2 separate regions of the Homo sapiens genome follow, and region 2 is linked to region 1. Evidence: chromatin contacts called from ENCODE Hi-C or POLR2A ChIA-PET data. All regions are on one chromosome and are shown on one strand. Each heading gives the region's core, a stretch centred on a gene start or an enhancer-like site at or near the end of the contact. The rest is flanking DNA. Distances are from core to core; before and after follow the strand shown.

Region 1 (4,818 bases), core at 1,226-3,725:
TCCTTGCAGCTAGGATGCAAACATGTGAATATAATATTTTCAACAAAACAGAACAAAAAAAGTGTTAAGAAATCTTGAGCTTTGGAGCCAGACCATCTTAATTCAAATTTCAACTTTGCCACTGATTGTTCATGTGATCTCAGACTAGTTACATAATTTTATGTGCCTCAGTTCCTTCAGCTATAAAAAGGGATATTCATAGTACCAACCTTTTAGGGTTGTTTTGAGGCTTAAATGAGTTAATGTTTCAAAGAGCTTAGGATAGGCCTAGGCTCTGCCAATCAGACATAAACATGAAACTTTAATTCAAATATGAGACAGCAACTGACTCTGGATCTGTAAAGACATCCAACTTTTACCCTAGTCACAAGATCAAAATGGAATTGGTACTGGTGGGAGGAGTGGCTACAGAATAGTCTAGTTCCAGGGATTTATATGTTGTTTCCCCATTGAATTAGTTCTGTGTGATTTTGGGCATTATTCCTGAAAGCTTCAGTTCTAATCTGTTTTTCCAGCTAGTTCAATAATTCTGAGGGCAAATGTGTCTTTTAAAAACCTCCCCACCATCATTTTCCCTCTAAACTATATAGAGTGGATACAGTGGATTCTGTTGTTCCCAATTAAGAAGTGTGGCTGATATAAATGTGGTATGGTTTCAGGGATGCAAAGAAAGGCCTTTTGGACAATTTTTTATGTCTGGAATTGTAGCATCTGGGAATTTTCTCTAATGCTTTTATGTTGATATGCAAACCCTGGAAGGAAGGTGTCATATACAGAGTTTTTAATTATTTTTGTGTAAAGTGCTTTATTTGGAGCTGGAGTGGGGGCACACTAATTTGGATTCCTGTCTAAGCAGCTTGAGTCTGGAATGAGAAGTGAGATCTGTTCTGATTAATTTTTCTCCTTCCTTGTTCTCCAGAGTTGGGCAACATTACATTGTTTTGTCATCTCACATTTCCAAGGTTGCCTGATAATAACCAGAACTTGTTTTTGCCTTAAAATGTTTCACATTCTTTCCCCTGGGTGACACATAAGATTTACATAATTTCCATATTTGTCTGATTCACTTAGGCTAAATCATTCAGTAGATCCAAGAAATACCTTTGATGTCATGATTTGGAGCATACCCACATCCATCTGAAAAATGTTCAGTGGTCATTGGCAGGTACTGTCAAAAGATGCCAAGAACCTCGTGGAAGAAAATGTAAACATTTCTATACTAGAAGTGAAGCAAGAGCGGCAGCTAGGTTCACTTGAATATGTGTGTAATAGTTGTCATGAGAGGAGGGGTTGAAACTTAAAGAGGATTGTAAAAAATTTAAATGGAAGAGAAAATTTCTGGGTGGGTGGGGAGGGATTGCATAAATTGAGTGCACACCTTTAACCTATTGCAGGGACACCTTGCCAATACTCATAATGCTGCAAGAATCATGATAACAATGTTATTTCTTAAGATTCCATGAGGCAAACTACTATCATCTCTATATTACTCCATGGACACTCAGAATGGGTTATGGTGCCAGTCATTATGACCACTTTCAGGCAGATGAGTCCATCAGGCCTTCTTAGAGTGTTTGCTCTCTGCAAGATGGTGTTACCCCTGTGGATGGGGACAGAGAGACACATGGGCTAGGTAGACATGGTGAGGCACTCAGGCAACCCAGCATATCAGAGAATGGTGTTGGCTAAAGTATGGATGGGGGCAATAGAAATGGGTTGAGGGAGGGCAAAACAAAACACCACAGGTGATGAGAAGGGCCACTAAAAATAACATAAGAGCTTGTTGGAAACAGATTTCACACATGTATTTTACATTTTACTAAGAGGACACCTCTGCTTAAATGTTACAGAGGTCTGTGGCTTTTCTGTTTTTTTTGTTTGTTTGTTTGAATAGAGTATTTCTATGAAACTCTGCTTAAAAATGAGAAGCGCTGGGACCTAGAAATCAGAAGATTACACCTGGGTTCTTAGATTCATTTTTATGATCGGTGTGTCTTCAAGCCTGTTGGTTTACTTGGTTATGTCAAAAAGGTAACATCTGTAAAATGAGAAAGTAACATTCATGTTACTGTTGGTGGATATTTGATTATGAATTATAGACGAGATGATATTAGATAATTATTAATTTTTTAGGTATAATAAGGGAAAATGACATGTTGCTTGCAATTTACTAAGATACTTCAGTTTTTAAAAAAGACAGATGAATAGTGATTTGTTCATATTGTAAGTTTCAGGAGATGAATAACACCATTCTATCTACTTTTCTATCGGTTGGAAATTTTTCTTAATTAAAAGTTAGAAAAGAATACTCATCTTACTTATCTCACAGGATTGTTGTAAGTACCAAACAAGAAAATGGATGGAAAATGTTGTATAAACGGAAAAGCACTAAACAAATATGAGTAGTAGTTTTTTAAATTGTTCTTAAGAATAATACAAAAGATTACTGAGGCTTGAGTAGGCGGTTTTCCCCTCCCAGTGTTAAGGAAGCTGCCAGGAAGTTTGTACTGGGTGGAACTCACCGCAGTGCAGCAAAGCTATGGCCAGACTGCTTCTCTAGATTCCTCCTCACTGGGCAGGGCATCTCTGAAAGAAAGGCAGCAGCCCCAGTCAGGGCCTTGTAGATAAAACTCCCATCTCCCTGGGACAGTGTACCTGGGTTGGTGGGGTGGGGGTGGTGGGGGGCGGCGTGGGGGGGAGCTGTGGGCACAGCTTCAGCAGACTTGAAAGTTCCTGTCTGCTGGCTCTGAAGAGAGCAGTGGATCTCCCAGCACAGCATTCAAGCTCTGCTAAGGGACAGACTGCCTCCTAAAGTGGATCTCTGATCCCCATGCCTCCTGATTGGGAGATACCTCGTACAGGAGAGCTCTGGCTGGCATCAGGCGGGTGCCCCTTTGGGATGAAGCTTCCAGAGGAAGGAGCAGGCAGCAATCTTTGCTGCTCTGCAGCCTCTGCCGGTGATACCCAGGCAAACAGGGTCTGGAGTGGACCTCCAGCAAACTCCAGCAGACCTGAAGAAGAAGGGCCTGACTGTTAGAAGAAAAACTAAGAAACAAAAGCAATAACACCAACATCAACAAAAATGATGCCCACACAAAAACCCTATCTTTTCTTCACAGAATTAGAAAAAAACTACTTTAAATTTCATATGGAACCAAAAAGAGAGCCCTTATAGCCAAGACAATCCTTATCCAAAAAAAATAAATAAATAAAAAAGAAAGCTGGAGTCATCAAGCTACCTGATTTCAAACTATACTACAAGGCAAGAGTAACCAAAACAGCATGATACTGGTACCAAAACAGAGATATAGACCAATGGAACAGAACTGTGGCCTCAGAAATAAAACCACACATCTACAACCATCTGATCTTCGACAAACCTGACAAAAACAATCAATGGGGAAAGGATTCCCTGTTTAATAAATGGTACTGGGAAAACTGGCTAGCCACATGCAGAAAGCAGAAATTGGACCCCTTCCTTACACCTTATACAAAAATTAACTCACGATAGGTTAAAGACTTAAATGTAAAACGCCATAAAAACCCTAGAAGGAAACCTATGCCATACCATTCAGGACATAGGCGTGGGCAAAGACTTCATGACTAAAAGGCCAAAAGCAATTACAGCAAAAGCCAAAATTGACAAATGGGATCTAATTCAACCATAGAGCTTTTGCACAGCAAAACAAACTGTCATTAGAGTGAACAGGCAACCTGCAGAATGGGAGAAAATTTTTGCAATCTATCCATCTGACAAAGGGCTAAGATCCAGGATCTGCAAGGAACTTAAACAAATTTACAAGAAAAAAACAACCCTATCCAAAAGTGGGCAAAGATATGAACAGACACTTCTCAAAAAAAGACATTTATGTGGCCAAAAAACATATGAAGAAAAGCTCATCATCACTGGTCATTAGAGAAATGCAAATCAAAACCACAGTGAGATATCATCTCAAGCCAGTTAGAATGGGGATCATTAAAAAGTCAGGAAACAACAGATGCTGGAGAGGATGTGGATAAATAAGAACACTTTTACACAGTTGGTGGGAGTGTAAATTAGCTTAACCATTGTGGAAGACAGTGTGGCAATTCCTCAACGGTCTAGAACCAGAAATTCCATTTGACCCAGCAATCCCATTACTGGGTTTATACCCAAAAGACTATAAATTATTCTACTATAAAGGCACATGCACATGTGTGTGTATTGCAGCACTATTTACAATAGTAAAGACTTGGAACCAACCCAAATGCCCATCAATGATAGACAGGATAAGGAAAATGTGGCACATATACACCATGGAATAGTATGCAGCCATAAAAAAGAATGAGTTCATGTCCTTTGCAGGGACATGGATGAAGCTGGAAACCATCATTCTCAGCAAACTAACACAGGAACAGAAAACCAAACACCACATATTCTCACTCGTAAGTGGGAGTTGAACAATGAGAACACATGAACACAGGGTGGGGAACATCACACACCAGGGCCTGTTAGGGGGTGGGGAGCTAGGGGAGGGAGAACATTAGGAGAAATACCTAATGCATGCGGGGCTTAAAACCTAGATGATGGGTTGATAGATGCAGCAAACCACCATGGCACGTGTATACCTATGTAACAAAGCTGCACATTCTGCACATGTATTCCAGAACTTAAAGTGTAGTAAAAGAAGAAAAAAAAAAAAGAATAATACTAAGATTATCCCACTTTGCTCTTATCTAGGTGGATACTCTCAGTTTCTCTTCTTCTACTTTTAATACCTGGGTAATAAGAACAAAGAGGACCTATTCCAGACAGTTCAAGGGGAGGTTTTCTCCTAA
Region 2 (4,818 bases), core at 970-3,469, 45 kb before region 1:
TACATGGCTTTCTTAGCCCATTTAGGGTGTGAATGGGTTCTTCGGTGACATTGGGTGGAGAAAAATAGACCTACCTTCCCTAACTGTCTCCAGGTGGCTCACCTGCTAACCTGCTTCTCAGAAAGACCCCCTTTTTCACCTCCCTGCTCACTACCAGCTGCCTGGCGAATGGACGTCCTCAATGCTTGGTAAGGGAGAAGGTTCTGCTGCCTCAGCACAGGGTGGGTTGGGCATGAGAGTGAGTAATGGAATGTCCCCAAGAAATCCACCCTCCCTGCCAAATGTGCGTGCCAACTTACACCTACGGAGAGTCTGGTTGCCTTTGCTTGTTCATCAGAAGAAAATAAGATGAACCCTGAAGGGAGATGCTGTTGGCAGGACAACCACCATGGCAGGCGTGGACTTCCCACAGGGCCTCTCAGTGCTAGGGGCTGGGGAGAGCAGTGCTGTCCTCAGGCAACCGACCTAGGACCTGCTACAGAAAGCCTCCTCTACTTGCTGGATTTACAACCCCAAGCAATTACTGCAAGTTGGGATAGCACAGGAGTGCAAGAGGCCTTCAGCACAGGCAGCCTGCAAGGAGAATGGAAGGCAAAGGGGTGGATTAATGGAGCCGAAGTCAGCCAGGACAGCAGGACTGGCCCCGTTCTCTAATGAGAGAGGTGGCCCAGATGCCTGTGGACAAAGCTCCGTGGATGGGACCTGGAAGCAGAATGGAAGGCCTGGGTTTTGCTTTATGGCCACCTTTTTTTTGAAGTGAAATGATGAGATCTCTGGACTCTTCTCTTTCTCTCCCCCCGCATCTTTTCAAGGCATCTTTCCTCCTGGTACTCACTGGCACATCCCCCACAGTATTACTCCTTATACTTCAGCTGAGCCCCTGCTACTTTCCTTGAAGATTTTTGTCCTTTATGTTCTATTCTCTTGTCATCAGGTTTGTTTTATGAAATAAATTACCTAATGAATTAAATAACCATCGACCATGGACTTAATTTTTGCTATATACCACTCTGGGGATTAAATGACCTCATTTAATCCTCAAATAAGGATTTTCCTATGAGTAAACACTTTTATTCTGGCCATTTTACAGATGAGGAGGATGAGGCAGACTGGTTATGTGACGGTCTGTGGCTGTGGAGCCTCCTCTGGTGGAAATCGTGGCACTGGTTTTCCTGTCCTTAGGCTGTAAAGTTGCAGCTCCACTCTCAAGTTTCTTTTTTTGGGGGTGGGATGAGAGCAAAGATAAGTAGAGTTCACAATTGAGTATTTTCTTTTGTTTCAGGAGATAATCATTCAGAAAAATCTCAGGAAACTTTGTCAATTGCAAAAACTGTTGTATTTGTTATCTCATCTGTTTGCTGGTAGTGATTAGAAATAAAACTTTTGAAATATTAAGGGCTGATGTAATTTTTTTGGGGGGGTGTTGAACAGGAAAGAAGATACTAAGCGAGAAACCAGAGAGCTTGTGTCCTTTTCAGTCATTCTTGGGGAAACAGGACCCCTAAGAGAGCAGTAGATGATGACAGCTTTAAAAAGACCAGGAGAGTGGATTTGATTTCTGAGGCCCTTGAGAAGAAATAGGGCATGGGGAGCTAAGTCCCCAGATGCTTAACTAGCAGGAAGTCCTCCAAAAGGCTGCAAGAATTAATCAGGTATTGGCCTCCTTTCAAGAGACTTGGGTTCTAATAGGGGAGCTAACATTTGAACATATACAGCTATACTACAAAGGATAATGTGGAAGAGAGAGGGGACTGTAGCTGGGATCATAGTGGGTGAGATCAGCAAAGCAGTAGTGAAGAAAACTCTGTTGCAAAATTTCTACTGCGGGCAAAGAGAAAGAAATCTGAAATGCATAAATTCGATCCAGCCTTTACTTGGCGTGGGAGAAGTCTGTGTTGGGTCTAGAACGGGGCCGCTGTGTGACCTTGAGCATGTCTCTTTACATTCAGATCCTCAGCTGAACGACAAGCCTCTAAGGCTTCCATCTGTTCTAAGCTGGAGGGGAGAAATGAAACTGTAAGAAAGGAGAAGGATGCGTGCTGCAGGGCTTGTCCAGGGTTTTCCTGGGAGAGTCACTGGTTCACAGTGTGACATGGGGTATCGGTACGAATTTCATAGGTGCCATTTTCTCCCCTCGCTGTGGAGAGCGGATCTCTTTAGGCACTGAGCCGCTTAGAACATCACTGCGGTTTTCAAAGAAATATGGTCTTGCAGTCCAGAGACAGGAGGTGGCGCTCTTTCTCCTGAAACAGATTGATGTCTGCAGCTTGGCTTGCAGACTGTGCGGGGGATGCAAACTGAATAAGATCTCTGCAGTCTGAAGGCATCCAAGGAGACCTGGGCAAAATGGCTGGTCAGGACTGCCTGCCAAGTATAACTATTCCCTCACTTGAATGCGCCCTAGAGGCGCCAGCTGTGCTTGGGCTGCAGCACCGACCAAGGTGAACACACACAGCCTCCTTTCCACAATTTTACCGTTAAGTTGCTGCATTTGCAAAGGAAAATCTTCATTGTCACAAATGATGACTGTATCTGTCTGGGCTTTAGATTGTGATAGGGAAGAGCCTCTCCATCTCTTTTGTATGATAAGTATACTTATCACTTATTACATGGGAAGGTGAGCGGTCCAGGGTCCTCCCTGCCATTTTAGGTGAGACAGCATCCCAGGAGAATGAAGAAAAAAAAAAAAAAGGAAAAAAAAAAAAGCAGGATCTGGGAGAATGTCTTACCTGGAGGACCTGGCTTTTACCTGGGAGATGTTGCAACTTCTCAGTGAGGAAAAACCTGACATTAGCTCTCCTTTGAAGACATTAAAGAAAAGCAAAAACAAAACAAAACAAAAACAAACGAACAAACAAGAAAACAAAACCAAACAATTTCATAATGAAGTGAAAAGATCACTGGATTGGAATTCAGGAGTCTAGTAAGGCCACTTACTGGCTGTGAGACTTAGTCAGGTCACTTACCTCTGGTCCTCAGTCTCACTTTGATTTTCAGTAGTTATTGATTACTACTGAAAATCAAAGTGAGAAAATTACTACTATTGATTCAGTAGTTATTGATTAATATCTCTTCCAGCACCACATTACATAGCATGTATATGTGTGTGTGTGTGTGTGTGTGTGTGTGTGTGAGAGAGAGAGAGAGAGAGTGAAGAGAGAGAGAAGAGAGGCAGGCTATCAAATAGAATAGCTTTTGGGGGGAAATTTGTATAAGGCAAGACAGAAACATACATTATTGGGGACTGAGGAAAGCCTTTCACTTTAATTTCCATTTCAATCATTGAAGCTCATAGTGACCATGCCCAGTGAAAAAGCCATGCCATTTTCTTCTTCTGGGAACTGAGATAGATCCCTCAGAAGTATCACAATCAATATATACATATGTACCTATGATCTCCATTCAGTTGCTAGAACGGCTGTGTGCCTTCCATCGAAGCCTCTCTTCTGGCTTCTGAGGTGGGGGGCAACTTCAACAAATCAGGTTCCAATGGGGAGAGAGAGGGAGCTCTTCCTTTGCTCCTGGGGCACTGGAAGCATGTGGTAGAGGTGAGGAGGGAGGAATCATGGTGGGGGCAGGAGGTGGTGTTCCAGGGACATGGGAGGAAACTGCAGTATTGCACTCCTACTTGATGGGCTTGGCCATTCATCAGCCATCACCAGCTGTCAACATGAACTGAGAACCTCCTGTGTGCAGGCTAGGCACTGGGGATGCCTCTGGAACCCCACGCAGTCTTTGCTGTCAAGGAGCTCACTGTCTCATCAAAAGAGAATAGATAGAGTCTGTTTTCCCTTTAGCCTGAACAAGCACATTTAGGCCCTAAGGGCTCAGAGGGCTCTCCTTCCCAATCTTCCTACCCCCTTGCCCAAGGTTTGGCTAGACACAGTCAGTAATAAAAAGGATGCTTTTCAGACCAATGGATGCAGCTTTGCATGTGCTTTGCCCAGTATGCAGATGGCTGCCAGGCCGCCCTATTGAGGATTCTGTTTGCGGGAATGTGCTCTGTTTCCTTAACTGTAGGCTTTGGGGACCAGAAGTGGCCAGGGGCTTAAAGGCAGCTGAAGTGAAGCAGCTCTTCTGCACACTCATCAGCATCAGGCTTCAAGCTGCAGTGAGGCATGGACCTGAGATAACTGCAGTGCCCCAGGTGGGATGCTGCAGTGTCCTTGGGAATACCCGTGGCTGCTGCAGGACACACTGAGCACAGTGGGCCACGGTTGGGTCTGAGCTGCCAGCTGCAGGGTGAGCTGCTGACTCACTGCTGCAGCCATGAGACCTTTAGCCACTGGAACAGCACGGGGAATTCTTTCTTACTTTAAAGGAGTATGTGATGGAGAGGAGGTCAATGGGATGATAAGTCAAAGTGTGAGCCTAAAAAGCAGCTATAAAAATTTTCATAGAATTCTTGGGCAGAAATGTTTTTATCAGCCTTGGAAGAATGCAGTCATATTGGGGAAGTTATTCAGTCAGTTGGTCAGCATGTATTAAACACCCATCGTGTGCCTAGCGTTTATTGTGTGCTTAGATTATAAGGGGTAAATGAGGAGTAGAAGATGTTCCTTGCCCCACTTGGGGATTATGATAAGACTGGCACTTAGAGAGCCTTATTCTGTGCCAGACACAGCATTTGACGTGCGCTAGTTTATGTAATCTCACAGTAACACCATAAAAATTATAGGTATTTTAATTTATTCTACTGTAAGTTGAGAAGTTAGGATTTGAACCATGTCAGTTCAAAGTCAGAGCTCTTTACCACCATGCAATTATGTTGTTCGAGAAGTGCACACAACTGGAGAACAATACAGGGGGATTCATGGT

What was found. A loop is a pair of places that touch in the nucleus more often than their neighbours do. ChIA-PET counts read pairs that join two places held with the same protein, here RNA polymerase II (POLR2A). Pooled maps may share reads with other maps.
Region 2: a loop to region 1 is called in a map of prostate gland, with 2.5 times the contacts of the local background. The contact joins two enhancer-like sites. A Hi-C loop is called at or near these places in 3 of 168 maps with a recorded cell type or tissue (Caco-2, prostate gland and sigmoid colon) and 2 of 50 pooled maps. POLR2A ChIA-PET finds 5 or more read pairs at or near these places in 3 of 52 experiments (CD4-positive, alpha-beta T cell, CD4-positive, alpha-beta memory T cell and T-cell).

The regions. Positions count from the first base shown.
Region 1 is chr1:168,482,721-168,487,538 of GRCh38, forward strand. LOC125312414 (a long non-coding RNA gene) reads right to left here. Exons shown (of 8, transcript NR_176090.1): 2 at 2,853-3,011; 3 at 2,523-2,586. LOC101928565 (a long non-coding RNA gene) reads right to left here. Exons shown (of 5, transcript NR_176057.1): 3 at 2,853-3,011; 4 at 2,523-2,586. Among named protein-coding and RNA genes, the nearest start is that of XCL2, 59 kb to the right of the region's middle. Within about 2 kb of position 2,476, at least 11 of the 41 ENCODE cell types and tissues checked have a DNase peak (open chromatin) inside an H3K27ac peak, as active enhancers do.
Region 2 is chr1:168,437,717-168,442,534 of GRCh38, forward strand. All of the region lies in intron 4 of LOC125312414 (a long non-coding RNA gene), which reads right to left. Among named protein-coding and RNA genes, the nearest start is that of MIR557, 65 kb to the left of the region's middle. RefSeq lists a silencer at 2,223-2,372. Within about 2 kb of position 2,220, at least 3 of the 41 ENCODE cell types and tissues checked have a DNase peak (open chromatin) inside an H3K27ac peak, as active enhancers do.